Linked DNA regions of Homo sapiens: region 2 is linked to region 1. A link is a loop called in an ENCODE intact Hi-C map of the cell type or tissue named here. Cell type or tissue: CD4-positive, alpha-beta T cell. All regions are shown on one strand. Links, peaks and the distances in the headings refer to the core of each region. The heading gives the core; the rest is flanking DNA.

Region 1 (16,277 bases), core at 3,394-11,393:
GGCTGGAGTGCACTGGCATGATCTTGGCTCACTGCAACCTCTGCCTCCCGGGTTCAAGCGATTCTTGTGCCTTAGCCTCCCAAGAAGCTGGGACTACAAGTGTGTGTGCAACCATGCCTGGCTAATTTTTTGTATTCTTATTTTATTTCATTTTATTTTTGAGACGGAGTCTCCCTCTATTGCCCAGGTTGGAGTGCAGTGGCGCAATCTCGGCTCACTGCAACCTCTGCCTCCTGGGTACAAGCCATTCTCCTGCCTCAGCCTCCTGAGTAGCTGGGACTACAGGCTTGCACTACCATGCCTGGCTAGTTTTTTTGTATTTTTAGTAGAGATGGGGTTTTACCATGTTAGCCAGGCTGGTCTCAAACTCCTGATCTCAAACTCCTGCTCACCTCGGCCTCCCAAAGTGTTGGGATTACAGGCGTGAGCCACTGCACCCAGCTAAAAAGCATTCACTTTCAAAGTTCATGAGCCTTACAGTGGAGAAATATTCTTTATTTTACCCAGCAGAGGAGTGATATGGATTATTCCAGGCAGTGGCCTAAAAGCCTGTTGCTCCTGATAAGTGAGTCAGTTGAGATGAAAATGTTAACATATTTGAATAAATAAAAGTCAGTGCTATGCTGGGGGTGAAAATAATCATGGTTTATTATACCAGCACACATATCACAGAAAACTGAAAAATAATGTGGCGAGCCTCAACAGATACAGCAACCAATTTTTAAAGGCTTCCTTTAAATTTGAGATAGTAAGTTTTACAAAAGAATGTTTTGTTGGGTCCATATATTTGGGTCCAGAATATTTAGATCAAACCTACGTAAAACAACCCTTTCTAGACATGCAATAATATGATTCTGATGATATTTCATTTTGTTCCCAAAGCAACCAAGTAGAGGCAATGAGACAGAATGAAATGGAACTCTGGGTTAGTTAGGACACTGGGTGGTAATTCTGGCCTTATCACTAATTACAGTAAATAGCTAATATGATGATGGGGAAGTCACTCGATCTCTTTGGAATTTCTTATTTGCAAAATGATGGATTGGCCTTGGTTGTTACTGCCCCTTTCTGATTTAAAATAATATGATTTTTGGATTATTAACTATAAAAGGATGCTCTATTATGACCCTGGAGTGGCCCATAATGTACCTGCAGCTGAGTGTCCAGGGTCATGTAGAAATCTCCACGGCACCTTTCCTGCTTTTATGACAGATCTTCTTCTAGCTTTCTAGATTGATAAGGCAGTGGGAAGTAGCGTGTGAATGTTTGACTAATAGGTTGAAGCTGATTGCATGACAACAAATCATTTGGACCAGAACCTTCTTTAATTCAACAAGGCACAACACCTGAGTTTGAAACAAAATTTGAAAAGCTTCTGGTTTATGATAGTTAACCGAGCTCATGTGTTAACCTTTCCTTCCTTTCCAAAACCCTGCAGAAATAACCAAATTAATATAGAAGTGCTAAACCCTAAGCACTCATACCCCTGTGTATGAGTGCATTTTGTGTTGCTATAAAATAATATCCAAGGCTGGGTAATTTATTTATTTATTTATTTAGAGATGGAGTCTCTCTTTGTCCCTCAGGCTGGAGTGCAGTGGCGTGATATTGGCTTACTGCAACCTCCACCTTCTGCCTCAGTCTCCCAAGTAGCTGGGATTACAGGCGCCCGCCACCACACCTGGCTGATTTTTGTATTTTTAATAGAGACGGGGTTTCACCATGTTGGCCAGGCTGGTCTCAAACTCCTGACCTCAGGTGATCCACCTGCCTCAGCCTCCCAAAGTGCTGGGATTACATGCATGAGCCACTGCGCCCAGCCAAGGCTGGGTAATTTATAAAGAAAAGAGGTTTATTTTGGCTCATCATTCTGCAGATTGTACAAGAAGCATGGTGTCAGCATCTGCTTCTAGTCAGGACCTCAGGAAGCTTTCACTCATGGTAGAAGGTGAAGGGGGCGCCAGCGTGTCACATAGTGAGAGAGGGAGCAAAGTCTTTTAAACAATCAGCTCTCGCTTGAACTAATAGAGTGATATGTCACTCATTACCGTGGGGAGGACACCAAGCCATTTATAAAGGCTACGTATGCCCCATGAACCAAAGGCTTCCTACCAGGCTCCATTTCCGATTCTAGGAATCACATTTCAACAAGAGATTTGGAAGGGACAAACATCCAAACTATATCAGCCTGGAAGAGGACTGTCATTACACATGAGGGATTCAGGTGGCCATTGAGAATATGAACGTGAGAGCTGGGTTCTTGGTAAGTTGCTTACTCTCTTTGCGTCTTCTGGCCCTTGAGTAAATTACCCGATCTATGCCTCAATTTTCATATTTGGAAAATAGAGATAATACAACCCACTCATAGTGTTGTTCCCGTGAGGATTAATACAAGTCATGAGCTTTGAACATGCCTGACCCAAAATGTTTTCATATCTCAGCTATAATTATTGTTACGATAGGTAACATTATAAGTGCTATGATAAATTTAATGTGGAATAGTAAAGCAGATGGGGTAGACATGGATGATAACATGCATCAGGGATACAAAAACCTGCAATCCTATTTAGGTGAAAGACAATAGTTCTGATGACCCCTGATAAGGAAACCTAAGATCCTAAGTAACAAGGGCAAAGGCAGGCAGCCAACAGGATAATTAATTACAGAGCTGTGGGGTAACCGTATCAGTCTTTTATTCTCCGAGTGCTTGCTGTAGCATTTGCCCCCAGATTAAAGCTATGAGTTCTGTTCTCTAAATTAACTGGGATATTTGCTGCCAAATACTCCCAGGGCAGGTGCTGGGGCCAGCGAGAGAAATGGGACAATATCCCAGTTAACTTCCATCTGTTGTATGAAAGATGAAAATGTAATCTATTGTCTAAAATGGGACACTTTTGAGTGAAAGAAAGCACTATTAATAATTATGCCAGAAAAAGAGGTATAACCTGTCACTGTGGCGGGCAAATCAGGACATCTTTTTCCTGGTCTTAAGGAATGGGGAGCACCTGTATTTGGAAAGCAAGCTACCTACGCCCCCTAAAGAAAAGCCTGCTTGGCCACATAGTCTCTCTCCTCTCCCCAGGAATTGCATTAATTGCCAAGAAAACAAGGAATGTCACAAGCTGAAATGCTCCAGCTACCTAAATAGGTCAATCTAAATCTAAAATTATAAGTGTGAATACATAACCAAGAAGTCACAAACATTCGAGGAAAAGCAACAGCATGAAAGCAGGATACCACACCATAGAAAGAAAAGAAATTCCCTGTGAGGCAACAAAATTAATGCAGAAAATAGAGCGATCCATATGGACTTATTACAACTGTAAAACAAAAAGAGGCTGCTATTTTTAAAAGACGCAATCTAAGTTCTGGGAAATTAAAGAAATAATTGCCCCTCCCTTAGGGTTGCCTGATCAAGCAAATACAAATATAAGACATCCGGTTAAATTTTAATTATTTCTAATTACCTATGCATATGGACATCAGACTAAAAAATATTGAATGGGACATACTTATGCTAAAAATTACTTTTTCTTTCTTTTTTTCTTTCTTTCTTTCTTTTTTTTTTTTTTTGACACAGGGTCTTGCTCTATTCAGGCTGGAGCAGAGTGGCACCATCACAGCTAACTGCAGCCTCGACCTCCTGGGTTCAATAATCCTCCCACCTCAGCCTCCTGAGTGGCATCTTTTTATTTTTGTTTTTTTTACATAGAGATGAGGTCTCGCTATGTTGCCCAGGCTGGTCTTGAACTCCTGGGCCCAAGCGATCCTCTTGCCTTGGCCTCCCAAAGTTCTGGGACTGCAGGCGTGAATTACAATGCCTGGCCTTATTTCTCATTTATCTGAAATAAATTATAAGTATCTAAATTACATACTTCTTCCTTTAATTATGTTTCCCTTGGCTCTCCTTAATAATTCTTTCCTATGCATAATTTGTTTATAAAATTTCTTGCAGTTACAGCTTATGTTCCACTTACATAACAGAACTTCTACCAATTTAGTAGTCACATCGATTTATTTCATTTATTTGTCCATTGAACTTTCTTTTTTTTTGAGACAGAATCTCACTCTGTTGCCCAGGCTGGAGTGCAGTGGCACGATCTTGGCTCACTGCAACCTCCACCTCCCGGGTTCAAGTGATTCTCCTGCCTCAGCCTCCTGAGTAGCTGGGATTACAGGCGTGCACCACCATGCCCGGCTAATTTTTGTATTTTTGATAGAGACAGGGTCTCACCATATTGTCCAAGCTGCTTTCAAACTCCTGGTCTCAAGTGACCCACCCGCCTTGGCCTCCCAAAGTGCTGGGATTACAGGTGTGAGCCACTGCGCTCGGCCCAATCCATTTCTTTTCTAGGCATTTACTCTTCTGAAACATTCAAGTTTAGACATAAAAATATTTGCAGCATTCTTTGTGAATATATTGGGGCAATCTGTATGTATAATAACAGGAGAATGTATTGCATGTATTAAAACAAATTCTTACCATGAAATACTATTCAGTCTTAAAAAAAAAAAAGAAGTGGAGAAAGAAGGTCCACAATATAATATTGAGTAAAATAACACAAACTGAAGGAGAATAGCTAACATCAGCTGAGTTTTTGCGGTATGCCAGGTTCTGCTTTCAGTGAGTGAGTGTTAATTTTCACAACAATGCTATGTACTAATATTATTCCCATTTTAAAGATTGGAATATTTTGGCACTGAGATGTGTAGTAACTTGCAAAATGTAACATAGCTAGTACTGGTGGAGCTGGGATTTGAATCAAGGTGGTGGTGCTGAAAGCCTATGCTCTCAAGCACTATGCTATACTGGCTTTGTGTATAGTACAATCCTATATATTTTTTTAAGTATTTGTATTTGTATGTGCTTATTTTTAAAAGTGTGAAAAGATACCATAAAATATGGTAGGGCCGGGCATGGTGGCTCACACCTGTAATCCCAGCACTTTGGGAGGCTGAGATGGGTGGATCACTTGAGGTCAGGAGATCAAGACCATCCTGGCTAACATGGTGAAACCCCGTCTCTACTAAAAATACAAAAAAAAAAAATTAGCCGGGCGTGGTGGCAGGCGCCTGTAGTCCCAGCTACTCGGGAGGCTGAGGCAGGAGAATGGCGTGAACCTGGGAGGCGGAGGTTGCAGAGAGCCGAGATCGTGCCACCGCACTCCAGCCTGGGCGACAGAGCGAGACTCCGTCTCAAAAAAAAAAAAAAAAAAAAAAGAAAAAACTAATGGTGGTGACCCCATCTAGGAGTGGGAGTTATGGAGAGTCTTTTACTTTTTGTTTCTGTATGGTTTGGACTTTTAAAAATAACATATATTGTTTGCAACACAAATCTTAAAGTAAAAGTTTACAAGTTTGATGACATATGTTGAAGTGATCCAGTGCTACAATGCAGCAATTAAGATTTAGTACCCAGCAAAACATCTTGATTATGGCAAATACTTGATGAAAACTTATTATATGGAAGAATGGCCAATCTCTTCTAGCAGACTCCACATTCTTCAGGTCTAGGGATTGCAGTTTATATCTATAATTGGTCCCTACTCTGTTATAGTGCTCTCACTCAATAAATGTTTGTCAAATTTATGTATATATACCCCTAAAGTGTAAATGTTCTTCCTTATTTCTTGCCATAGCTGTTTCCTCTTCTTTTTTTATCACAGCCTTAAACTACCTAATATTTCATTTATGTTATTGACTTAAAAAAACTCAAAGCCTCTGGTAACACATCCCATCAATAGAAGTTATCAGTGCATATTAAGAATAAATATTTGTAGTGGCATATTATGATTTTCATTCCTAATAAAGGGAAGCTAATAATATGAAACTAATCTATAAGTCATCTCTGAGTTCCAAGTTGTAAGATCACTCTATTGAATTTTAGAGTTTATGAGCTTTCCCTTGCTTTGGGAAACTGGTTTTAATTTGAACTGGTTGAAATCCAATAGGTACTGTTTCTTTGTTTTTAGATAATATTGTATTTGAAAGGCAAGAACTTTGCTTCCGATTAGAAGCACATCTTTCACATTTGAGAGCAATCTGGAGCCTCTGGAACATACTGTGGCAATCCAGTGCACTTAGCAACTGAAAGAGCGTGGGCTGTGAGTATGTGCAGCCTAGTGACATAAAGAAATCACTTTGCAAAGAGGTGGTTTGAAATTTGCAGACTTTCTTTGCAAGGTATTGTGAAGAGGTGTTGACATCACGAAGCAATTAGAAAATGACATGCATTTCACTGCTTGTATAATATTCTGTAGCTCAAATTTCCCTGCTCTCTACACATGTCTTCTGTTCCATTTTTCTTCTGTTCCAAGAGAATAACATCTTGTCTGTAGACATGAGTACAAGAGAAAAACCCTCTGTCTACAGTGTTTGTCTCTGATGATCGTTCCCTTCTTGAAAGCTATTCCTTCTTCAGGATTATTCACTATAAACAGATGGAGACTATAATGTACTCATAGATTTAGAAAGTTAAGGATATTTTCTCTTTTGAGGTTAAGGTAGAAAAAATACACTTTGTTGTAATATTAAATAGCTTCTAAAAGGACAGGAAGAACAAGGCCTGGAAACTTATTAAAGATATAATGAAGAACATGCCTGTAATCCCAGCACTTTGGGAGGCTGAGGCAGGCAGATCACCTAAGGTTGGGAGATCGAGACCAGCCTGACCAGCATGGAGAAACCCTGTCTCTACTAAAATTACAAAATTAGCCGGGTGTGGTAGTGCATGCCTGTAATCCCAGCTACTTGGGAGGCTGAGGCAGGAGAATCGTTTGAACCCAGGAAGCAGAGGTTGCGGTGAGCTGAGATCGCGCCATTGCACTCCAGCCTGGGCAACAAGAGTGAAACTCCATCTCAAAAAACAAACAAACAAAAGATATAATGAAGAAAAGTGTAGAACAACTATGGTCAAATATACCAATATTTCTGAAAAAGGAAAAGAAATCAGATTTAACATGTCCAAAAATGAATCAATCACCTTCCTCCATGTCTAATCAATGATTTTTGCCTAAGTGCATAAGAAAACAAATCTAATTGCTTGCCCTTCTCCCCAACAAGGTGAATTTGTTGGGAGGATATCCAGAAACAAAGGCAGGAAAGCAGCTGGACCTCTGGAGGGATTACAATCAAGACCAGAAAACTCTCACTAACATAGGCAATCCTCTCTCTCCAGCTTCTGCCTTTGCTTTTCTGAGACATCATATTTCTCTCTCTCCAGACTGGCTTTCTCTGCTTCTCCAAGCTCTTGACAGAAATTGACCACCTGTATATTCAGTTCTACTATGCCCAACAGAATCTCAGTTTCAGATTCTCCAGGAGAAAGAATCCGATTGATTCAACTGGGTCAAGTGTTTATCCCTGGTCCAATCAACCATGACTGGTGATGAGGTCATTTCATACAAGACTGCTGGGTGAGTGGGGAATGGTTTTTGGAGTAAAGGAAGTTTACATGCACTGGCTACCTGCCTGAAAGTTGTATAGCAAGTGCCTCAAGCCATCTCTTACAGTTCTTATCTTGACTGATAAAATCATTAGAATTCGTGCAGGTGGTCAGGCTTGAAACTTTGAATTTATGTTCAAATCTTCCATTTTCCTTTACCTTTCACATTGGTCATTCATTTTTCTGTGCTTATTCACTCATCCATTCATTCAACAAATATTTGTGGAGTAACTACTAAGTGTGAAGCATTGTTCTAAGCATTTGGGATACAACAATTAATACACATGCACAATCCCTGGCCTCGCTATCAAGTTTATCAATGTTTTACTGATTTTAACTTCACACACAGAGAGTTGAAAGACATTAATTTGTGATGAGGAACTGGAAAAAAAAACAAACTGGTTTTGTTGACAGTGAACCTAGTGATTTTTTTTTTTTTTTTTTTTTTTTTGAGACAGAGTCTTGCTCTGTCGCCCAGGCTGGAGTGCAGTGGTGCGATCTCAGCTCACTGCAACCTCCGCATCCTGGGTTCCAGCGATTCTCCTGCCTCAGCCTTCTGAGTAGCTGGGACTACAGGCGCGTGCCCCTGCGCCTAACTAATTTTTGTATTTCTAGTAGAGATGGGGTTTCATCATATTGGCCAGGCTGGTCTCGAACCCCTGACCTCGTGATCTGCCTATCTCAACCTCCTAAAGTGCTGGGATTACAGGCGTGAGCCACTGCACTCAGCTGAACCTGGTGATTTTAGCATTGTACTCATGACACTGTGAATAGGGTTTATTATGAAGATGAGAATTGAAAATATGATAGTAGATAAACAGAAATGTAACATTTCTTTGTGAGTTGGTAGGGTCCCCAAAACAACTCTTTTGAAAGAATAAATTTGTCACCCTAACAATTGCTCTTTTATATTTTTATTCAAAAAATTAGTGGCTCTTATAACATCTTGCTCCAATTGTTCTCACTCATATATTTTGTTAACAAATGATAAAAACTAACATTTATTGAACATTTACTTTAAGGTGCGTACTGTTTTTTTTTTTTTTTTTGAGACGGCGTGTCCGTCAGCCACCCAGACTGGAGTGCAATGGTATGATCTTGGCTCACTGCAACCACCATCGCCCGGGTTCAAGTGATTCTCCCATCTCAGCCTCCCAAGTAGCTGGGATTACAGGCACCCGCCATCATGCCCGGCTAATTTTTGTATTTTAGTAGAGCTGGGGTTTCACCATGTTAGCCAGGCTGGTCTTGAACTCCTGACCTCAGGTAATCCGCCCGCCTCGGCCTCCCAAAGTGTTAGGATTACAGGCATGAGCCACTGCGCCTGGCTGGGTGCGTACTGTTATAAACATTTTGCACTTATCAATTCATTTAATCCTCACAACAAATATGTGCACTAAGTTTAAATTTATGCCTTTGTGTTAGTCAAGTCCAATCAGTTATTTAAATTTCATTGATTTCTGCTCTAATATTTATTATTTCTTCCTCTCTGTTTGCTTTGGGTTTATTTTGCTCCTCTTTTTCTAGTTTTTTGAGAGGAGAGTTTGGATTATCAATTTGAGACTTTTCCTCCTTTAGAATGTAATCATTCAGTGCTGTAAATTTAATGTGTCAGTACTACATTGCCCAGGTCCCATAAGTTTTGATATGTTGTATTTTCACTTTCTTTTAGTTCAATGCATATTTTGATTTCATGTGAGACTTCCTCTTTGATGAATTATTTAGCAGTGTGTCGTTTAGTTTCCAAGTGTTAGGAGATTTTTCTGTTATTTTTCTGCTATTTATTTCTAGTTTGAGTCCATTTTGGTCACAGACCACGCTCCATATAATTTTATTATTTATTATTTATTATTTATTTTTGCGGGGGGAACAGTTTCGCTCTTCTCGCCCAGGCTGGAGTGCAATGGCACAATTCAGGCTCACTGCAACCTCTGCCTCCTAAATTCAAGAGATTCTCCTGCCTCAGCCTCCTGAGTAGCTGGGATTACAGGCACCCGCCACCACACCCAGCAAATTTTTGTATTTTTAGTAGAGATGGGGTTTCCCCATGTTGGCCAGGCTGGTCTCAAACTCCTGACCTCAGGTGACCCACCCAGCTCGGCCTTCCAAAGTGTTTCTCCTTCGTTTCTGAAGGATATTTTCACTGGATATAGAATTTTGGGTTGGCCATATTTTGTTTGTTTTCAGTACTTGGAAAATGCTGTGCTACTTCTTTATGGCATTCACACTTTTTGGTGTGAAATATATTGTCTTTCAAATTGTTTTTATCCTATTGATAAGGTATTGTTTCACTGTAGCTGCTTTCAGATTTTTTTCTTTGTTTTTAGTTTTTGGAAGTTTGACCGTGATGTGTCTTGGTGTGGATTTCTTTGGATTTATTTTGTTTAGATAAACCAAGTTTATTAGCTTTTTTATTACATAGGTTCATGTCTTTAGACTATTCCTTTTTTTTTTCAGTGTACTTTCTGTCTGATGTTCTAATTGGGTAATTTGTTTTATTCTTCAAGTTCATTGGTTCTTTCCTCTTTCCTCTCTATTTTACTGTTGAGCCTATCCAGCAAGTTGTTTTTATTTCATTTGTTATATTTTTCAGTTCCAAAATTTCCATTTGATTGTTCTTTATAACTTCTATTTCTTTGCTGAGACTTCCTATGTTTTCATTTGTTTCAAGTTTGCATGTTCATTGACTCATTCTTATGATGGCTGATTTATAATTCTTGTCTGAGAATTTTAACATTTGTGTCATGTTGGTGTCTGCTAATTTTTTAAAAATTCAGATTGGGATATTCTTTGTTGTTGGTATGATGAATGATTTTTAAATGAAACTTGGACATTTTTGCAATTATATTATGAGACACTGTATGTTATTTAAATCTTCTGTTTTAGCAGCTTCCTCTGATACCACTTTGGCAGGAGAAGGTTCTCCTTTATTGATGGTTGGTCATGGGAAGTCAAAGTCCCCATTGGGTCTCTGTTGATATCAGCATGGCTGAAAGGGACAAGAGTACCTTGCTACTGTTTCCACATACTGATTCCCTGAGAGAGTGGCTTTGTTACCACTGGTTGGGTATGAAAATCCTGATCCTCCACTAGCCCTCTGCTGACACAATCACAGTCAGGAAAGGGAAGGGTGCCTTATTACCACCAGATGAGGAGAAATACCCTGATTTCTTACTAGGCCTCTCTGGAGGTAGTTGAGGCACCTTGTTACATCCAGGGTGAAAAATCTAGGCTCCTCATTTGTTCATTGCTGGTGGGGCTGAAGGTGGGAGTTGCAGTTTCTTCTGCGGTATTTGGCTAGAATAGAATGGTTACTGTCTACAAGTTTATGGTCTTGCTAAGCTACCCCTTTCCAGGTCCTTTGTCTGGGAAGAGCAGGCTTTCCTTGCCTTATTTTTTTTTCTTCTTCTTGCTTCCATTGGAGTTTCTAGGTTGCCAGCTTCTCTAGCACCCCACCTGGAATATGTGAAGCAAAAAGAAAACTCACTGCCATCTTGTTGCTTGGGTCCCTCCTTTCAGAGTCTGCTTTTTGTTGTTTTTTTTTTTGTTTTTTTTTTTGAGTTGGAGTCTCACTCTATTGCCCAGGCTGGAGTGCAATGGTGAGATCTTGGCTCACTGCAACCTCCACCTCCCAGGTGCAAGTAATTCTCCTGCCTCAGCCTCCCAAGTAGCTGGGATTACGGGCACCTGCCACCAAGCTTGGCTAATTTTTGTATTTTTAGTAGAGATGGGGTTTCACCATATTGACCAGGCTGGTCTCTTGGCCAGGGTAGTCTTGAACTCATGACGTCGTGATCCTCCTGCCTTGGCCTCCCAAAATGCTGGGATTACAGGTGTGAGCCACCGTGCCTGGCCCCTTTTTTACACATACTGTCCAAGATGTTTATCTGTACTTTGTTGGAAGAATAGGGAAAAGTATATCCACTCCATCTTTCTGGAGGCAAAATTCCACAATAAATTATTTTAAATAGCAAGAATAGGAATTTAATGTGAGTAATTAGTTATATGGGAGGACTGCAAAGCCAAATAGAGGACAATGAGGCATCCTAGACATTAATAACAGCAGGAAGGCATGCCAGAGGGACAAAGGGAGGCCAGGAGTTGCTCATCCAAACCATGATCACAGAGAGCCTGGCCAGTGGGAACTGGAGTCATACAGGGATCAGGCTGTTAGAGCTGCTGCCCTAAGCTATTGAGGACATAGAGACAAACACTCTGGCTTCTCTCTTTCTTTCACTCTCAAATTTTTTACCGGTGCCTCTTATTGACCAAATCAAACTAGAACCCGATTGGGAAGGGCATGAGAGATGAAGTTCCCTGTGACACAGAGCAGAGAAGGGGTAGGGAAGGAATGGATTTGGAAGCAAACAGGCAAATGTCTAGCACTCCCCATTTCACTGATGAGTCAACTGAAGCATAGCCAGTTAAGTTACTTGGTCAGAGTTCCACAGCAAGCAATGTTGTGGTGTCAGATTTGAACTTAATCATTTGGTCCAGGGCCCATAGTCCACATCCTTGCACTTCAGGACACAGTGAGTCCCTGAGGACATAAAATTTTTGGAATTTCTGGGTTTGAAGAATTTAGTGTCAATTTTTATTTATCCTTTAGCAATGCAAGAAACATGGATTATTGGTTAAAATCCAGAAGTTTGATATGTTAGCTTGAAAATATTCTGGATCATGAGGGGAATTCTGAAGTCATTAAGAGTTGTGTCAAATATGATATTGACCCACATACTTTTAAAAAATGTTGTTATTTATTCAGTGCATATTCTGCGTCAGACACCATTTTAGGCACTTCAATAGTTTTATTAATTTAACTCTCATAACAACTCTATGAGGTAGTTACTGTCCTTATTATCCCCGGTTTACAGATGGGAAAACTGATGCACGGAGAGGTTCAATGAATTTTCCAGGTTACACAACCAAGGCCGCTAAATCAGACACTCTGGCCCTGGAGCCCACATCCCTAACCACTCTTTTATATGCCCTGTGACTGTTCCCACAGTGACCTTGGCAGTGAATTTAGTGACAGCAGAGAACAACCACAATGAGGGAACAAATAAGCAGCAGCTGTCAATCTAAACAGCACAAGGTAAACATGTCTGTTTATTTACTACGTGAATTTAACAGATCTTGGTGTCTCTTGTTTTTTGTTTTAAATCCTGAGTAATAACTATGTGAAACAGATGTTTCAGCAACACTTAAAACTAATCATGTGGGCGTGGTGGCTCATGCCTGTAGCACTTTGGGAGGCCGAAGCCAGTGGGTCACCTGAGGTCAGGAGTTCGGGACCAGCCTGGCCAACATGATGAAACCCCGTCTCCACTAAAAATACAAAACTTAGCTGGGCATGGTGGCAGGTGCCTGTAATCCCAGCTACTCAAGAGGCTGAGGCAGGAGAATCGCTTGAACCCAGGAGGCAGAGGTTGCAGTGAGCCGAGATCGTGCCACTGCACTCCAGCCTGAGTGACAAGAGCAAGACACTGTCTCAAAAAAAAGAAGAAAAAAAAATACATTGTAGGGGCTGGGCGCGGTGGCTTATGCCTGTAATACCAGTACTTTGGGAGGCTGAGGTGGGCACATCACTTAAGGTAAGGAGTTTGAGACCAGCCTGGACAATATGGTGAAACTGTGTCTCTGCTAAAAAAAATACAAAATTAGCCGCATGTGGTGGTGTGCACCTGTATTCAGCCACTCGAGAGTCTGAGGCAGGAGAATTGCTTGAACCCAGGAGATGGAGGTTGCCCTGAGCTGAGATGGTGCCACTGCATTCCAGCCTGGGTGACAGAACCAGACTCCATCTCAAAAAAAAAAAAAAAAATAATGCCAATTTGGGAAAAACAAACAGCTTTCTTTGACTGCTGAAAAAAGAGAAGTCTTGGCAAAGAGTACTCCAATGATAATGAAAGTTGAACAGATAAATAATACCTGCATCTTCCTTCAAGGTCATTTCATAAAGTGCAATAAAAGTCAAAGTTCACATAATAAGAGAAAATTCAAAGAACTCCCTGCATAGCAAAACTGAAAAGTAACCTCTTCTGATGATGCCATGAAAAAAGCAGAAACAAGAAGTGATAATGAACTGGGGAAAGAGTGAGGGAGAATGTTCTGAGGCTACCAGGCTGAGATTGGCTGATAGGCTGAGCCCCCAGAATCAAGCTGAACATAGGAAGGTGTGAGCGTTGTGGGGTGGTGGTGCTAGTGGTGGTATGGGTAGCGTGGGTGAGGTGTCATCACAGATGAACTACATAGTTGTCTTCAAACTTTTTGTTTACTTTGCCCCATAAAAATATTCCCCAAATTCTGTATTTTATTGCATATTTTAAAATAAGTGTATAGCATATTATAAATATTATATTGTCAATACATCTTACAACGTGTAAGGAGGCTGTAATGTGCCTTGCTTAAATAAATTGTTTAATTGTTCCATCAATGACTCATAGTAAGATTCCAGATGCCTTTGTTTTGTTAGGAGATTAGAGCAATGGTGGAAGGGAAGGAGAGAAGAGAACTTTGAGTGCAAGTGCCTTCGAAGGTAAATAAATATGCAGAGAATACAAAAGTCAAGGATCTGGAAATGGACTCTCCTGAAATCAGACATGCCCATACATTTGGAAAGTCTTGGTGTATTCCAGGGCTAGAAGGACCCTAGGTTGAAAACCAGTGTCTAGATCATTAGGGAGGGCTTTCTGTATGGAGATACAAAATTAAAGGCAATGGAGACCTATGAAAGGATGTCAAACTGGTTGAGTTTGCGTGATTTGATTTGCATTTTAAAAAGATCATTCTGGCCACTTTGAAGAATGGGTTGGAGAGAGGCCAGACTGGAGGCAGAAAAAGTGATTAGGAGGTTTTTGCAGAAACCTCACTGAAGGCCAGACATGGTGGCACGTGCCAGTGGTCCCAGCTACTGGGAAGGCTGAGGTGAGAGAATTGCTTTAACCCGGGAGATTGAGGCTTCAGTGATCTGTGATCATGCCACTGCACTATGCCGCGGGTGCAGAACAAGACCCTGTCTCAAAATCAAAACCAAAACCAACCAAAACAAAACCAAAAACACAAAACCCTCCCAAAAACCTTTTGAAAGAGGATGAAGGCCTAAGTTAAGGCTGGGACAGTGGAGATGAAGAGGAAAAGACAGCCTAGAGTAGCAATGTTCAATAGAAATACAATGCAAGCCGAAAATGAGAGCCATGTGTGTAATTTAAAATTGTCTAGTAGCCACCTAAAAAAGGTAAAAAGAAGTAGTCTTCATTTTAATAATTTATTTATTTAATCAAATATGCTCAAAATATTGTCATTTAAAAATATCATCAATATGGCCAGGCGCAGTGGCTCATGCCTGTAATCTTAGCACTTTGGGAGGCCGAGGCAGGTGGATCACCTGAAGGTTGGGAGTTCAAGACCAACCTGACCAACATGGAGAAACACCCCTCTCTATTAAAAATACAAAAAAATTTAGCTGGGCGTGGTGGCACATGCCTGTAATCCCAGCTAATTGGGAGGCTGAGTCAGGAGAATCGCTTGAACCCGGGAGGCAGAGGTTGCAGTGAGCCGAGATCATGCCATTGTACTCCAGCCTGGGCAACAAGAGCGAAACTCCATCTCAAAAAAAAAAAAAAAAAAAAAAATATATATATATATATATATATATATATATATATATATATATGTCATCAATATAAAATTTTATGAAGATATACATGTCGTTTTTATACAAAGTCTTTAAAATCGGTTGTGTATTTTACACTTATAGCACATCTAAATGTGGGTAAGCCACATTTCAAGTGCTCATTAGTCACAGGTAGCTAGTGACTGTTGAATTGGACAAGTACGGGTCTAGAGACTGGGACTGGAAATGGAATAAGAGGATTCAAAGATACCATTGTTCTTGCTTGGGTAACTGAATGGTGGTATCCAGTGAAGGGCCAAGGGGGTGAGTTGAGGGAACATTGGCCACTTCATAATTTCCATCAGCTCTATCAAGCCAACTTAAATGATCATACGATCTAAATGAAAACAATGTGTTTGCTTATAAGGCCAAGGCGGGCGGATCACGAGGTCAGGAGTTCAAGACCAGCCTGGCCAACATAGTGAAACCCCATCTCTACTAAAAAAAATACAAAAAATTAGTGGGGAGTGGTGGCAGGTGCCTGTAATCCCAGCTACTCAGGAGGGTGAGGCAGGAGAATCGCTTGAACCTGGGAGGCGGAGGTTGCAATGAGTGGAGATCGCGCCACTGCACTCCAGCCTGGGCAACAGTGCAAGACTTTGTCTTAAAAACAAACAAACAAAAAAACAAGATGCAGCTTCAAAACTAGTTTCCTAGCTCTTCCTTCTAACCTAATTGCCACAGCCCTCTTCTAGCAAGACATTAATTGCTTTTAACCCTCTTCTAGTATGAAAATTCTGGAGCCTCCACTAATGGCATCTGTTACTTGCTGAGAGACCGAGAAAGAAGGAGAGAGGAGTAAGTTGGGAAAAAGATATTTGTTACTTTGAATGATGTTAAATTTAAGATACTCTGGTAGATGGTATTATTGTTCAAAATAGTAGGTGCTTCTCCCTGTGGGGGATTATACTGCTCAGCCCCACTGAGAGCAGCCTTGAACATTTGAGTTGATTTAGAAAATGAAATGTGAGTGCAAGTGCTGGGTGCCACTTTGGAGACAAAGCTTTAAGATGCCCTGAATTGTTCCTCTATCATTTTCTCCCCTCTGCCCTGAGACTGGCAATGTCCCAGATATGGCTTGGTCCTTCAGCCTGGGACCCACATTATTCAGGAATGTGAGCAAGGGATAAAACTTTGTTTTTGCAAGCCATGGGGATA
Region 2 (13,536 bases), core at 5,537-13,536, 51 kb before region 1:
TGCCTCAGCCTCCAGAGTAGCTGAGATTACAGGTGCCCACCACCATGCCCGGCTAATTTTTGTATTTTTAGTAGAGACGGGGGTTTCTCCATGTTGGTCAGGCTGGTCTCGAACTCCTGACCTCAGGTGATCCACCCGCCTCGGCCTCCCAAAGTGCTGGGATCACAGGTGTGAGCCACTGTGCCCGGCACCTTTTCATCCTTTTAATGGGAGAAGGGAGGGATGGTTTGTCATCTTTGAAATCTGGCCCAGTGATATGCTTTTAGGTAAGCTGATAGGACTGATTTGTAGTCTTCTAGTATTAGTAGTTCAGAAGTGCAAATTTCAGTAAACTAACTTTGCCTTGCCCTAGCCTACATGACTCCCAGGACCATCCTAGAATTGATATGATCTGTGAAGAAGACTAGAGCAAATATTTGGAATATAGATATTGGAAAAATGGAAAAATAAAAAACGAGGAAGAGGGGAAAGAAGACAAAAAAGGTAAGAAGCAGGGAAAAGGGAGAATTAAGTCTTATACAAGTTTTATTTCAGCAATAAGAAAGCTGCAGATGTTGTTAGTGTTAAGCTTCATGTAATAGAAAGAAAGAGTAGAAAAGCATAAATTAAGCAGGTCAGGGTTCTAGCCCTGAAGGAACATTGCATAGTAATAGGGCTTTGCAATCAGTTGGATTGGATGGGAGTCCTAATTTTGTCACCATGAGATTTTGCTAAATTACTTAACTAAAAGTTTCTCCATATGTAAAATTGGGTTAACAGTTTACTTGCCAGGTTGTAAGGATTAAATAAGATAATGAATGTAATGCATTGTATCTCAAGTTTTTCTGTTGTAAGTGACATGAATAACAACTCAAACAATACAGAAAGGGGATTTTGTTGTTGTGTGATTGAAAAGACTAGGGGCCGGGTGTGGTGGCTCACGCCTGTAATTCCCAGCACCTTGGGAAGCCGAGGTGGGTGGATTACCTGAGGTCAGGAGTTCGAGACCAGCCTGACCAATATGGTGAAACCCCTTCTCTACTAAAAATACAAACATTAGCTGGGCATGGTGGCATGCGCCAGTAGTCCCAGCTACTCAGGAGGCTGAGACAGGAGAATTGCTTGAACCTGGGAGGTGGAGGTTGCAGTGAGCTGAGATCACGCCACTGTACTCCAGCACAGGTGACAGAGCAAGACTCTGTCTCAAGAAAAAAAAAAAAAGACTAGGGATGGCGCAGACTTTAAGGTCATCTTAGCCAACAGCTGTCCCGATGTCATCAGAACCTGGTTCCTCTCCTTTCAGTTCTGCTTTTGGTGGCCTTGGCTCTCCACCCATTAGGTCAAAAGATGTCTGTAATATTTATAGCTCTAAGCTTCTAGGTTCAAGTCCCAAAGGAAAAAGGGAGTAACATCTTTAGTAGCACAAATATTAGCTTTATTTAGCTCAGCTTAAATCACTGACTGTCACTGTGGCCAAGGCAGATGAGTGATTGGCTAGGGCCTGGACATATGCTTAACCCCAAAGACAGGGTGGAGTCTGCCTCAGCTGAATCACATGTGCTGAGAGTATGGGAAGGGCGGTCCTCCCAAAACAAGAAACAGGTGCTTTTACCATAACTAGGGTGGTGGATGCGGGGCACCCACTTAATTAAAATGCAGGAAGCCAGGGATGAGTGGGCTTTATCACTAGCCAGATTCAGGAAGATTGTCTTTCATCTGGGCTTCTGTCTATGTGCCAACCTCATTCTTTATAAGTTCACTGACAGCTCTGAGATCACACCTTCACAGTTCCTAATCCAAGGGGAAGGAGGTCCATTTAGAAAATTCCAAGGAAAGACTCTGATTGGCCTGCATCATACTAATCAGAAGGGTCCCACCAGACTACATGGAATGGGGAAGACGCAGTTGTCCAAAGGAGTGGAGGGTGCTTCTAGCAGAAGTAACAGGTGTGGGGTGGAATGCACGACGGTCAGAAACCACTGGTGTCCACTATACATGGGTAAATGCCAAGGGCATAATCAGAAATTGAAAATCAGAGAGGGCCGGGCGTAGTGGCTCATGCCTGTAATCCCAGCACTTTGGGAGGCTGAGATGGGCAGATCATTTGAGGTCAGGAGTTCGAAACCAGCCTGGCCAACATGGTGAAACCCTGTCTCTACTAAAAATACAAAAATTAGCCTGGCATGGTGGTGGGCGCCTGTAATCCCAGCTTTTTGGGAGGCTGAGGCAGGAGAATTGCTTGAACCCGGGAGACAGAGGTTGCAGTGAGCTGAGATCACACCACTGCACTCCACCATGGGAGGCAAAGCGAGACTCCGTCTCAAAAAAAAAAAAGAGAAAAAAAGAAAATTAGAGAAAGTATAAATTTTGACAAGTATAGGAGGGCAAAACAAAAAAAGGGACAAGTGAAGGGATAAACAAGTTGATACTGTAGGATACTACTCAGCAATAAAAAGGAATGAATTACTGATACATCCAACAACATGGATGAATCCCAAAATAATTACGCTGAGCGAAAGAAGTCAGACCAAATAAAGAGCACACACTGTATGGTTACATTGTTATAAAACTATAGAAAATGCAAAATATAGTGACAAAAAGCAGATCAGTGGTTGCCTGTGTCTGAAGAAGGGAAGGATTACCAAGGCGCATGACACTTGTGGAGGATGACAAATGTGTTCTCTTTTTTAAATCATTGTGGTGATGGCTTTATGGGTGTACACTTATCAAACTGGACACTTTAAAGATGTGCAGTTTATTGCATGTTAATCTTTCGGTTAAAAACAGAAAGAGAATGGGATCCAAAACACTGTGCTGTTTAATGGCCATTTGAAACCACTGTATTATCTGACCTGTCTGTACAAGCCTGAATTTTTCAAAACACACTGTTAAAAATGTGGGCTTTCTGTAAGTATATCTATATAGAAGTCACATCGCTTAACCCATAGTTGGTTTCTAGCCTCAGGGTCAAAGAAGAGGTTAATATAAGCTATAAGTATACTTTAAAAATACTTCTTTTTTCTTTTTTTTGAGATGGAGTCTTGCTCTGTCGCCAGGCTGGAGTATAGTGGCATGATCTTGGCTCACCACAACCTCCATCTCCGGGGTTCAAGTGATTCTCCTGCTTCAGCCTCCCAATTAGCTGGGATTACAGGCACGTGCCACCACACCCAGCTAATTTTTGTATTTTTAGTAGAGAGGGGGTTTCACCATGTTGGCCAGGATGGTCTCGATCTCTTGACCTCGTGATCTGCCTGCCTTGGCCTCCCAAAGTCTGGAATTATAGGCGTGAGCCACTGCGCGCCCAGCCAAAATATTTTTTTTGACATTTTATCTCTGTAGTGCAAGAGTGTAGCAGTGGGCAACAGTGAGTGAGGCGTGCCTGAAACCTACTTAACTCTATGTAAAATATTGACCTGGTAAATCCAGGATATCCTGTTAAAGCAGACTGTAATATGCAATAAATGTCAGTTCCCTTCTCCCTCTACTTCCTCAATGTGGAAATAATCTGAAAAGTTTGAGATATTGTTCCATCTCATGTGTGTATTTAATGTAAATTTGCCTCTTTTTATATTCCTAGTCTGAACTGTAGATCATCTGTGCAATTAAAGGTGCTTTCCTTCTAGGCAGGGAGAAAATTGCCATTAGGTAGGATATCTTATTTCTTTGGGCACCCTGATACTCAAAGTCATTAGATAAATCACAATTAAAATTGTTTTCTTGAGCTCATAACAATTACTCATCCTTAAATTCTAGTTTGATTGGAAGGCATCAGAAGTGCTGATGCCTTCTGCAAATGCAAAGACATTTCCAAAGACCACTTGTGTTGTTTACAAGATCATTTTCTTATAGTGTTAAGAAAAAACACTTAGTAATGTAATCTGTTTAAAAAGATTTTTGAAGAATCGTGGTGTGTAATGAAAAAATAAAAAATAAGATAAAATAAAATAAAAAGTTATTTTACATGTTGGGATCATTCACATCATTTTAAATGAACCCACTGATAAGGTAGTCAGTGCCTGTCTGTGCATCATGCTTTATTCCTTTACTACTTTCTATCAACTGCTAGGCATGATGGAATAAAATATTTCAGGCCTTTTTTATTTCACATAAATGTTCTAAAAAATTTTAGCATGATGCAGCAGAATATAGAATTCAAAGTGGGACAGGTGTTGTGGTTCATGCCTGTAATCCTAGCACTTTGGGAGGCCAAGGTGGTAGGATCGCTTGAGGCCAGAAGTTCCAGACTACCCTGGGTAACATGCCAAGACCTGGTCTCTAAAAAAGAAAAAAAATTAGCCTGATGCAGTGGCTTGCACCCGTAGTCCCAGCTACTCAGGACATTGAGGCGGGAGGATCACTTGAGCTCAGGAGTTCAAGATTACCATGAGCTATGATTGTGTCACTGCACTCCAGCCTGGACAGCAGAGTGAGATTCTGTCTCTAAAAAAAAAAAAAAAAAATAGTGAAAGGAACCTGAGCCTGGGTTTAGATCTGGGCTCCACCATTAATTGTAAGATATTGAGAAAGATAGTTAATCTTCCTGAGCTTCAGTTCCTTCATATGTAAAATGTTTGTATCTCATAGGGCCTTTCATGAGGATTCAACATGACACCAAATATAAAAGTGCCCACCAATAATTGGCACTTTACAGGCAATGAGTAAACGTTAGTGTTCTTCCTTCCACTCCCGCACACCATGACTGCAAAAGTCATGGAAAAAAATACTTTGAAGAAAATGCATCTAGGAAGGCAGAGTTTATAATGCTCAAAAGAAGTCATCTGTCTTCTATGGAGATGCACTACAATATTTAGCAAAAAGTAAAGCAGAAAAAGAAACATTTTTTGCTTGAAGATTTGCAGCCCCATTTAGGCCAAAAAAAAAAATCTATGTTTATTTCTTAGTGTATTATTCATCATAAGTATTACCTAACATTCGGAATATGAAGGGTCAGTAATAGCTACTGTGAACAAAATACATGTCGTTTGTGATCTGAAAAGATTCTCCTGTAAGGGGACCAAAGCACCTGAACCACAGATTCTTATTTACCTGCTTTCTATAACCTGTATTTACAAGTACAGCTATAAATCTAAATTTATTTTATCGGAGGAACTCAAACAATTTTAGGATTGGAAACTAGAAGTTATCTAACTGTCATATATACTTTTTTTGAGACAGAGTCTTGCTCTGTTGCCCAGGCTGGAGTGCGGTGGTGAATCTCAGCTCACTGCAACCTCCGCCTCCTGTGTTCAAGCTATTCTCCTGCCTCAGCCTCCCAAGTAGCTGAGACCATAGGTGTGCGCCACCAAGCCCAGTTAATTTTTGTATTTTTAGTACAGACAGGGTTTCACCATATTGGCGAGGCCGGTCTCGAACTCCTGACCTCAAGTGATCCACCCCCGGCTTGGCCTCCCCAAGTGCTGGGATTACAGGCATGAGCCACCGCACCCGGCCTCATATATACTTTTCAACTACCATTTCCTTCAAGAATTCCTTCAAACAATTTATATTTCATGTCTACAATGAACCAGGCACTGTAAATAATGGAAACATGACACAGGCAATGTCCCAGTCCTCAAAGGGCTTAGTGTCTATCGGGGTGAAGAAGGTCTGGCCATAACTTAAAAAGAGCTAATAGCCTAAGATAAAAGTTTGAATATGCTGCTCAGTAGAAGAGGGGGACTTCTAGCTGGGAGAAGTGGTAGGAGTAGGAAACCAAAGCAGGTTACATTGCTTAAGAGACAAGTTGATGAGCACTTACTGGTGCCTAATTAGGAATCTAGCATTGAGTGCTATAGAGAATGCAGCAGTACCTTAAGTGGCAATCCTTGGCCTCAATGAATGCATAATATGTAGTTTGACCAAATATCTTAGCACAAAGCAGAATTTGGAAGGAAGTCAACCTATTTCTATTCGTTCTATAGCTTCTGACATATTTACTTCAAATGTTAATTGTTTATTAACAGTAAAACTACATGCAAGGTTTTTTATTTGCTTACCTGAGAAACACTGCCTTTCTTTTTGTATCTGATTCCTGCCTTTTGCTGTTTTGCAAACTGAATATCTCAGCTTTTTCCTGCAGGTCACATACTTCCAAATCAGATTGAGACAAGTCTGTATGGTTCACACAAGTGACACCAAGCTAGCAAAATACAACAGGCTCAAACTATGCTGGAATTGAGCCTGAGGGGGACTGATCAGTTTTATTCAAAACAGAGAATGAACTGGAATGAGAAGAAGCTTTAAGTAGACTTTGAAAAGATGATAGAGGAAGAATGGAAGAAAAAGTCATTAGGTTTTTAAGAACTTTCCACTTTTCCCATATAATATAAAATATTAATTTATCTCTTCCCCTTTTATCTTTTTTTGGTAAACACTTTTAAAATCATACATTAGCAACATCATAAAAAAATTTAGAAATGAAAGAAAATTGCCCATAACTTTACAACTCCAACACAGTAACTTGTATCATTTTGGAGTATTTCTTTTTAGCCTTTATTTCATATTCATATATGCTTTAATAGTATACAGGTAGATTTGTATTATGTTCTTCATTTGTCATTATCGTAAATACTTGTTCCTGTTGCTATAGAGTCTGCATGATTATTCTATTTGTTGGCTGCCTAATACTCTGTGACCTGTGTTTTGTGAACCTTCCCTAACTCCCTGCAAAGTCTTTCCCAAAACGTGCCTAGGAGTCATTGGAGTGAAGGGGTGCCACTCTTGTTTGGGGTCCTGCCCAGTCAGCTACCATATAGATCATTTAATTCCCCTTCTCCATTGCTGGGTACCACAATGTTTTCATGCAAGCGGAGTCTGCACATGCTGCTTTGAATGAAGGGTTTTAATTTTTTTCTTTGGTGTTTGCACACATTGGATTTATTTCAGATTACTCCATTTATGTGAATAAACAAAAACGAGGGAAGAAAATTTTTTCTAAGATTTTTTTTCTATATGAAGGAAGTCAATTTCTAATGCATTAAGATGCAGTGTTTACCAAAATTGGGGATGGGGGGGTGTTTATGTGCATTTTTGTGAGAAATCAGATACAGGGATGGCTGCCTCTGCCACCATTTCCCTGGATACTATTAACTTCCCAGATGGGATGTCCATTTTAGTTTATTCTCCCAAACCACCCACCTTGATTTCACCCACTGCTGCTACAAACTAAAGGATTCCTGCTTACAGTGGGGAAATTGGACTGGGAACTAACAAAGGCCGTTGGGATTCCCAGCAGTAGGTACCTGTTTTTCCTAGACTACCTTTAAATTATACTCATTCATGAAAAGAAAGTTTTTGTCCACATGCTGGGCTTAATATGAATTTTTAAAAAATATTTGCTCCTGGGTTCCAACTCTGACTCTGTCACTTATAACCGTGTATTCCTACTTAGCAAGTCACTTAACTTCTTTGATCTCCATTTTCTCATCTGCAGATTGGGATAATACTTTCTGCTTTGCAAAGTGATTGTAAGGAGGCCAGAGGCAATGCTTATATAGTTCTCAGCATCACAGCACCATATTGATATTGATAGCTAATGTTGTTATTTATTGTTCATATACTAACAGCAGATGTAATTCAAATAGCCTACCCCATCTTCGAAATGGCAGACAGGAAATACCAAGAGTCAAAATCTCAACTCTCTTTTGTTGTTTTGATCGGCAATTAAAAAGAAATTCTTGGCTGGGCACGGTGGCTCACACCTATAATCCCAGCACTTTGGGAGGCTGAGGCGGGCAGATCACCTGAGGTCAGGAGTTCGAAACCAGCCTGGCCAACATAGTGAAACCCCATCTCTACAAAAACTGCAAAAAAAATTAGCCAGGCATGGTGGTGCATGCCTGTAATCCCAGCTATTCGGGAGGCTGAGGCAGGAGAATCCCTTGAACCCGGGAGGTGGAGGTTGCAGTGAACCGAGATTTCACCATTGCACTCCAGCCTGGGTGACAAAAGTGAGACTCTATCTCAAAAAAAAAAAAAAAGAAAGAAAGAAAAAAAGAAATTCTTGAACTCAAAAAAAAAAAAAAAATTCAGGCTATGAAAAGATATTTTATTGAATTAAATGTGAAAATGTATGACTTTTTTATACTTGAAAATTAAAAAAGCTTTAAATTAGCTTCCTGTACCTTTTTCTCTTTAAAGCAATGGGTTTATTTCAACATATAGCCCCAAGAACTCACCAAACTGTAGTATAAAGTATTATATCCAGAGTTCAGACAATGGCAAAGTGACACACCAGGAAAAGCCAGAGTTTGGGTTTTGAGAATAGAGACACACCCAGGTAAAGGCTGGTGTTGGTTATTTCAGATGCTTAAATCTGCTATTGGATTTGTAACTGGGACATCTGTCATTAAAGAAGAAAAACAAGCAGGAACAAGATGCGGTAGGTGGCAGATGGATTTTCCAAGCAGCTGGCAGTTAGCACAGGTTTGGACAGGTTGGAAGTCAAGGTTGAGAAAATCTGATAGTCACACATTTGGAACAAAAGACTTCACTTTCACATAATTTTGTTGTTTGTTTTATTGGTTGTTTTTTTGTTTTGTTTTGGTTTGGTTTGGTTTGATTTGTTCTGGTTCCAAATAACTTTCTTATGTCACTATGGGATGCCCCATTGAGGAAATGTAATGGCTACATATATAGTAGTTCATATAGTACATGTCTCTTACGCCTTAGACATAAGATAACTGGATTCAAATTCCAGTCCTAACACTTACTAGCTGTGTCACCTTAGGCAAATGTTTGATGTTCCAGGGGCTTCACTTATTCACTATAAAATAAAGTCGCCATTTATTTATTGAGACAGGGTCTCCATCTGTCTCCCAGGCTGGAGTGCAATGGCATGATAATAGTTCACTGCAGCCTCTGCCTCCCAGGCTCGAGGTATCCTCTTAACCTCTCAGGTAGCTGGTACAACAGGTGCATGCCATCAAGCCCAGCTAATTTTTGTATTTTTTGTAGAGATGGGGTCTCACTGTTTTGCCCAGGCTGGTCTCAAACTCCTGGACTCAAGCAATCCTCCAGCCTTGGCATCCCAAAGTGCTGGGATTATAGGTGTGAGTCATTGTGCCCAGCCTAAAGTGGGTGTTTAAACGAGCAATTCTTAACCCTGTTTATTGGTGGGAGAGGGTCATTCACCTCTTTTGACCTGATCAAAGATAAGAATCACTTTCTCACAAAAATGCACATAAACATCCCGCCTAATTTTGGCACATATTTTATCTTATTGTATTAGAAATTGACTTCTTCACACAGAAAAAAAATCCTATAAAAAATTTTCTTCTCTCATTCTTGTTTATTCACGTAAATGGAGTAATCTAAAATAAATTCAGTGAGCAAATACAAAAGAAAAAAATTAAAATTCTTCCCCCAAAGCAAATTTCAACATAAAGGCTGCCATTACTTGACTTGAGAAGAAATTACAGCATAGTCTTACATGGTAATATGCTTGTCATTTGTGGTAAGTCTATCAATTTTGATAGCAACAAATGTAAGAAAGCCCAGATTAACAAAAGTATGTTGTCGCAAATGAATAGGTTTAAGTCCAGATGCACTGGATTTCTCTAGGACCCTTCAAGCTAATGCAGTTGCATCATTTCCTCACATCTACAAAGTTGGTCATCTTTGCAAAGTCTGCATCATCTATGTTGCATATGTCAGCAAGAAAATGGTTAAAATAACCATTCCAATTTTAAGGTCAAACCAGTTTAACCTTTAGAGGTATTCTGCAGTGTTTCCGGAAGTCTGTAGATTTCTACCTTGTGAGAAATCAACATGTTTCATCACTCTTAAACAGAGCCAGGAGAATATCCTCCGGCGTGGAAAAGTTGTTCATATTTGTCTGTTCCCAATCTCCTCTCCCTCAGTGGCAACTTAGCCAAAAGGACTCACAGATTTTTTTTTTTTTTCTGGTCGGTTTCCAAAATGGCAACCTCAGGATCTTATGCTGAACAAAAGCCTTACCTTATTCATGTATTCTGCTTTTATTTCTTGACAAAAATCTCTTTAAACACCAATGAGTCAAAGCCTGGGATCTGGAGAAATTGATGACGTCTGCAGCTATAGGTAAAACATCTTTCAGGACTATTGGCAGGGACTTTAATGCTTTTGCAAGATGCTATAGAAAGCCGTGACACATAGTGACGTGTTGAGCTTCTTTCTTCATCAAAGCAGAAAAACCAGATGCATTGCCAAACATTGCATGTGTACTATAGTCTCAAGGTTCTGTTTGCAATTAGAGTTTTTACTTGAGGAAGTAACTCTCTACCATTTTAAGTAATTCAGAACCTTTGAGGTTTCCAAAAGGGAATAACAAAATTTCTTTTTAAAAATTTCAACTCATATATGACAGATAAGCATTAGAAAATGACTGAACTGAGATATGGCACTTTTTTGCCAAACAGAAATGGCATAATTGCAAGTTACTCCATGTTCTAATTCAGAATAATAGATGAAATGTCAGTAAATTCAGAATAGAGTATTTTATTTGGCAAAGGGGCTAATTCCCTATTATTCCTTTATTCCAAGTCATAATTCAACTTGACCATTTAAAAAGTACGAGGCTTACATTACATGTGGCTTCCTGTGCCTAGCAATGCAATTAGAAGCCTTGTCAGATGTTTCAGGATGGGAAGTGTTAGGGCAAATACAAGCTTTTGGAAAATTCCAGCCTTTTCAGATTGAATCTTCTTCACAAAACAACAAACAACAATAGCAACAACAAAACCACCACACTGTCTCATGAATTCTTAGGATAATATAATATAAAACTGTGTTTTTGTTTTTGTTTTTTCAGTTCTTTCTCTGCTAGCTGCCATGAGCCAGAATCAAGGTGCTCAGTAAGCAATCTGGCTTTCACATTCATAACCTTCTAGCAAAGCATATCAAACCAAGGGATACCTAAGCCTAGAAGCACTTTTTGCTCTTTCAATTTTAGCTACATGCAATATAAGTAGATTATCTGTAAACATAATGCCACATATAATTTTAATTCTTACCAAGAAAGCACTATTGAACTATCATGATATATAGTTATTTATTCTGTATAATAACTGCCCATACCACCCTGCCATTTTTTTTTTTTTTTTTTTGAGTCTCCCTCTGTCACCCAGGCTGCAGTGCAATGGGGCGATCTCGGCTCACTGCAAACTCTGCCTCCCGAGTTCAAGCGATTCTCCTGCCTCAGCCTCCTGAGTAGCTGAGCATGTCAAACATGCTCTTGGGGTCAGATGAGGAGGCTTACAGTTGTAATTCAGAACTTTGGGAGGCTGAGGTGAGAGGATCATTTGAGCTCAGAAATTTAAGGCTGCAGTGAGCAATGATAGAGGCACTGCACTCCAGCCTGGGCAATAGAGCAAGATCCTGTCTCAAAACAAAACCAAAACCAAACACAAACAAAAAACAGCCTCTTGGGGTTTGAGCAGTATGAGACAATTTTTCTGAAACCTGATCATACACCTGCCACCACACCCAGCTAATTTTTTTTTGTATTTTCAGTAGAGATGGGGTTTCACCATATTGGTCAGGCTGGTCTCAAACTCCTGACCTCAAATGATCCGCCCGCCTTGACCTCCTGAAGTATTGGGATTACAGGTGTGAGCCACTGCACCCAGCCTGTAAATGCATCTTATTAAGTAAATTTGTTACATAAAAATATTTTCTTGGCTGGGTGTGGTTCAAATTAGCTGGGCATGGTGGCACATTCCTGTAGTCCCAGCTACTCGGGAGGCTGAGGTAGGAGAATCGCTTGAACCTGGGAGGTGGAGGTTGTGGTGAGCCAAGATCAGGCCATTGCACTCCAGCCTGGGCAACAAGAGCGAGACTCCATCTCAAAAAAAAAAATTCTTTATATAAGCAATTTTCAAAGGTACAGGTTTGACTGTACTGTGTTGGCTCATTCAAGTAAATATTTATTAAACACTTACCATGTGCTATCTGCACTAGAACAGTGAAGAAACATGGAAACATGCTTAAGATATGGAGTTAAGATTTCTGTCTGTCTATATCTATGTAACATATATATAACTATGGAAAAAGAATTGCTTGCAACAAAAACTTGGAAGGAAATATAACAAGATGCCTTTTTTTTGTTTGTTTTAATTGAGATGGAGTTTCTCTCTTATTCCCCAGGCTGGAATACAGTGGTGTGATCTCAGCTCACTGTAACTTCCGCCTCCTGAGTTCAAGCGGATTCTTCTGCCTCAGCCTACCAAGTAGCTGGATTACAGGCACCTGCTACTACACCTGGCTAATTTTTGTATTTTTCATAGAGACGGGGTTTCACCATGTTAGCCAGGCTGGTCTGGAACTCCTGACCTCAGGTGATCCACCCGCCTCAGCCTCCCAAAGTGCTGGGATTACAGGCGTGAGCCACCATGCCTGGCCAGACAAGATGCTTTTAATGGTTGTGTTAGGATAGCAAAATTAAGAGATATTGCTACTTTTTCTCTAATTTCCAATTTTAACATAATGCTATTGTATTATTTTTAGAATAAAAATGAATTACATATCAAAATTAAACAAAATATTGGAAAAAATGAAACACGCCAACCTCAGAAACATTGTATGCCACTTAGATATGAGAGCAGATACTATCAGAATACAGTTCTGTTAGCTATAATTAATTGGGCTAGCTGTTTGTTTGTCTTATTTAATCTTTTAACAACCTGTGAGACAGTTACTATTATTGCCTCAATTTTCTAGATGAGAAATTTAAGGCTCAGAAAGGATAAGCAGTTTACCCAATGTCACACAGCTAGAGGCTGAGCCAAAATTTGAACCTAGGTCTCCTTGACTCCAAACTCTGTGTTTTTAATTTCTATACCAATATGAAGGAATCAGAGATGTAGGTGAGCAAATAAGTATAAGCAAAGGAAGCAGGATTCTTAGCTGAAGGGTAAATATGGACTATTGGGGTGGGGTGGCATTAATTTAAAGAGAAATCAATAAAAGTGTCTTTGGAGAAGGTACCATGTTTCAAACAAATATAGTTCTCTTTGCTCTAAGTCTGTGTTCCCAGAGTCTTGTGATCTGTGACTTATGCTCCCTTGTGGGTGTTTATCACTAATGGAGTCTCTATTCACAATCCAAGTTCTTAAAACTTTCCAGTATAAACTGATGAATCTTTTTCATGTCAAACAGGCTCTTGGGGACAGGTGGGGAGGCTCACACTTATAATCTCAGAACTCTGGGAGGCCAAGGTGAGAGGATCACTTGAGCTCAGACATTTAAGACTGCAGTGAGCTATGATAGAGGCACTGCACTCCAGCTTGGGCAGTAGAGCAAGACCCTGTCTCAAAACAAAACAAACAAAAAACCCCAAAACCAAAAAACAAGCTCTTGGGGTTTGAGCAGTATGAGACGATTTTTCTGAAACCTGGTCATACCACCTCCTTTTCTGTTTATTTTTTTTCCCCCTTTCATTATTATTATTACTCTATAGAGACAGGGTCTCACTATGTTGCCCAGGCTGGTCTTGAACTCCTGGGCTCAACTGATCCTCCAGCCTCAGCCTCCCAAAGTGCTGGGATTACAGGCATAAGCCACCATACCCAGCCCCAC

Evidence for each region. A loop is a pair of places that touch in the nucleus more often than their neighbours do. Peaks named below come from ENCODE experiments on the same cell type or tissue, not always from the same donor. Only the 100,000 strongest peaks of a DNase experiment are listed, where the experiment ranks them.
Region 2: it touches region 1 in a loop (2.1-fold over the local background); 6 of 110 quality-filtered maps call a loop at or near these places.

Annotation. Positions count from the first base shown.
Region 1 is chr12:96,459,979-96,476,255 of GRCh38, forward strand. No RefSeq gene overlaps it. Among named protein-coding and RNA genes, the nearest start is that of CFAP54, 21 kb to the right of the region's middle. In CD4-positive, alpha-beta T cell, for the core only: no CTCF peak of the experiment used is centred there; no DNase peak of the experiment used is centred there.
Region 2 is chr12:96,406,506-96,420,041 of GRCh38, forward strand. No RefSeq gene overlaps it. Among named protein-coding and RNA genes, the nearest start is that of CDK17, 13 kb to the left of the region's middle. RefSeq lists an enhancer at 1,189-1,238. In CD4-positive, alpha-beta T cell, for the core only: no CTCF peak of the experiment used is centred there; a DNase peak (open chromatin) is centred at 10,116.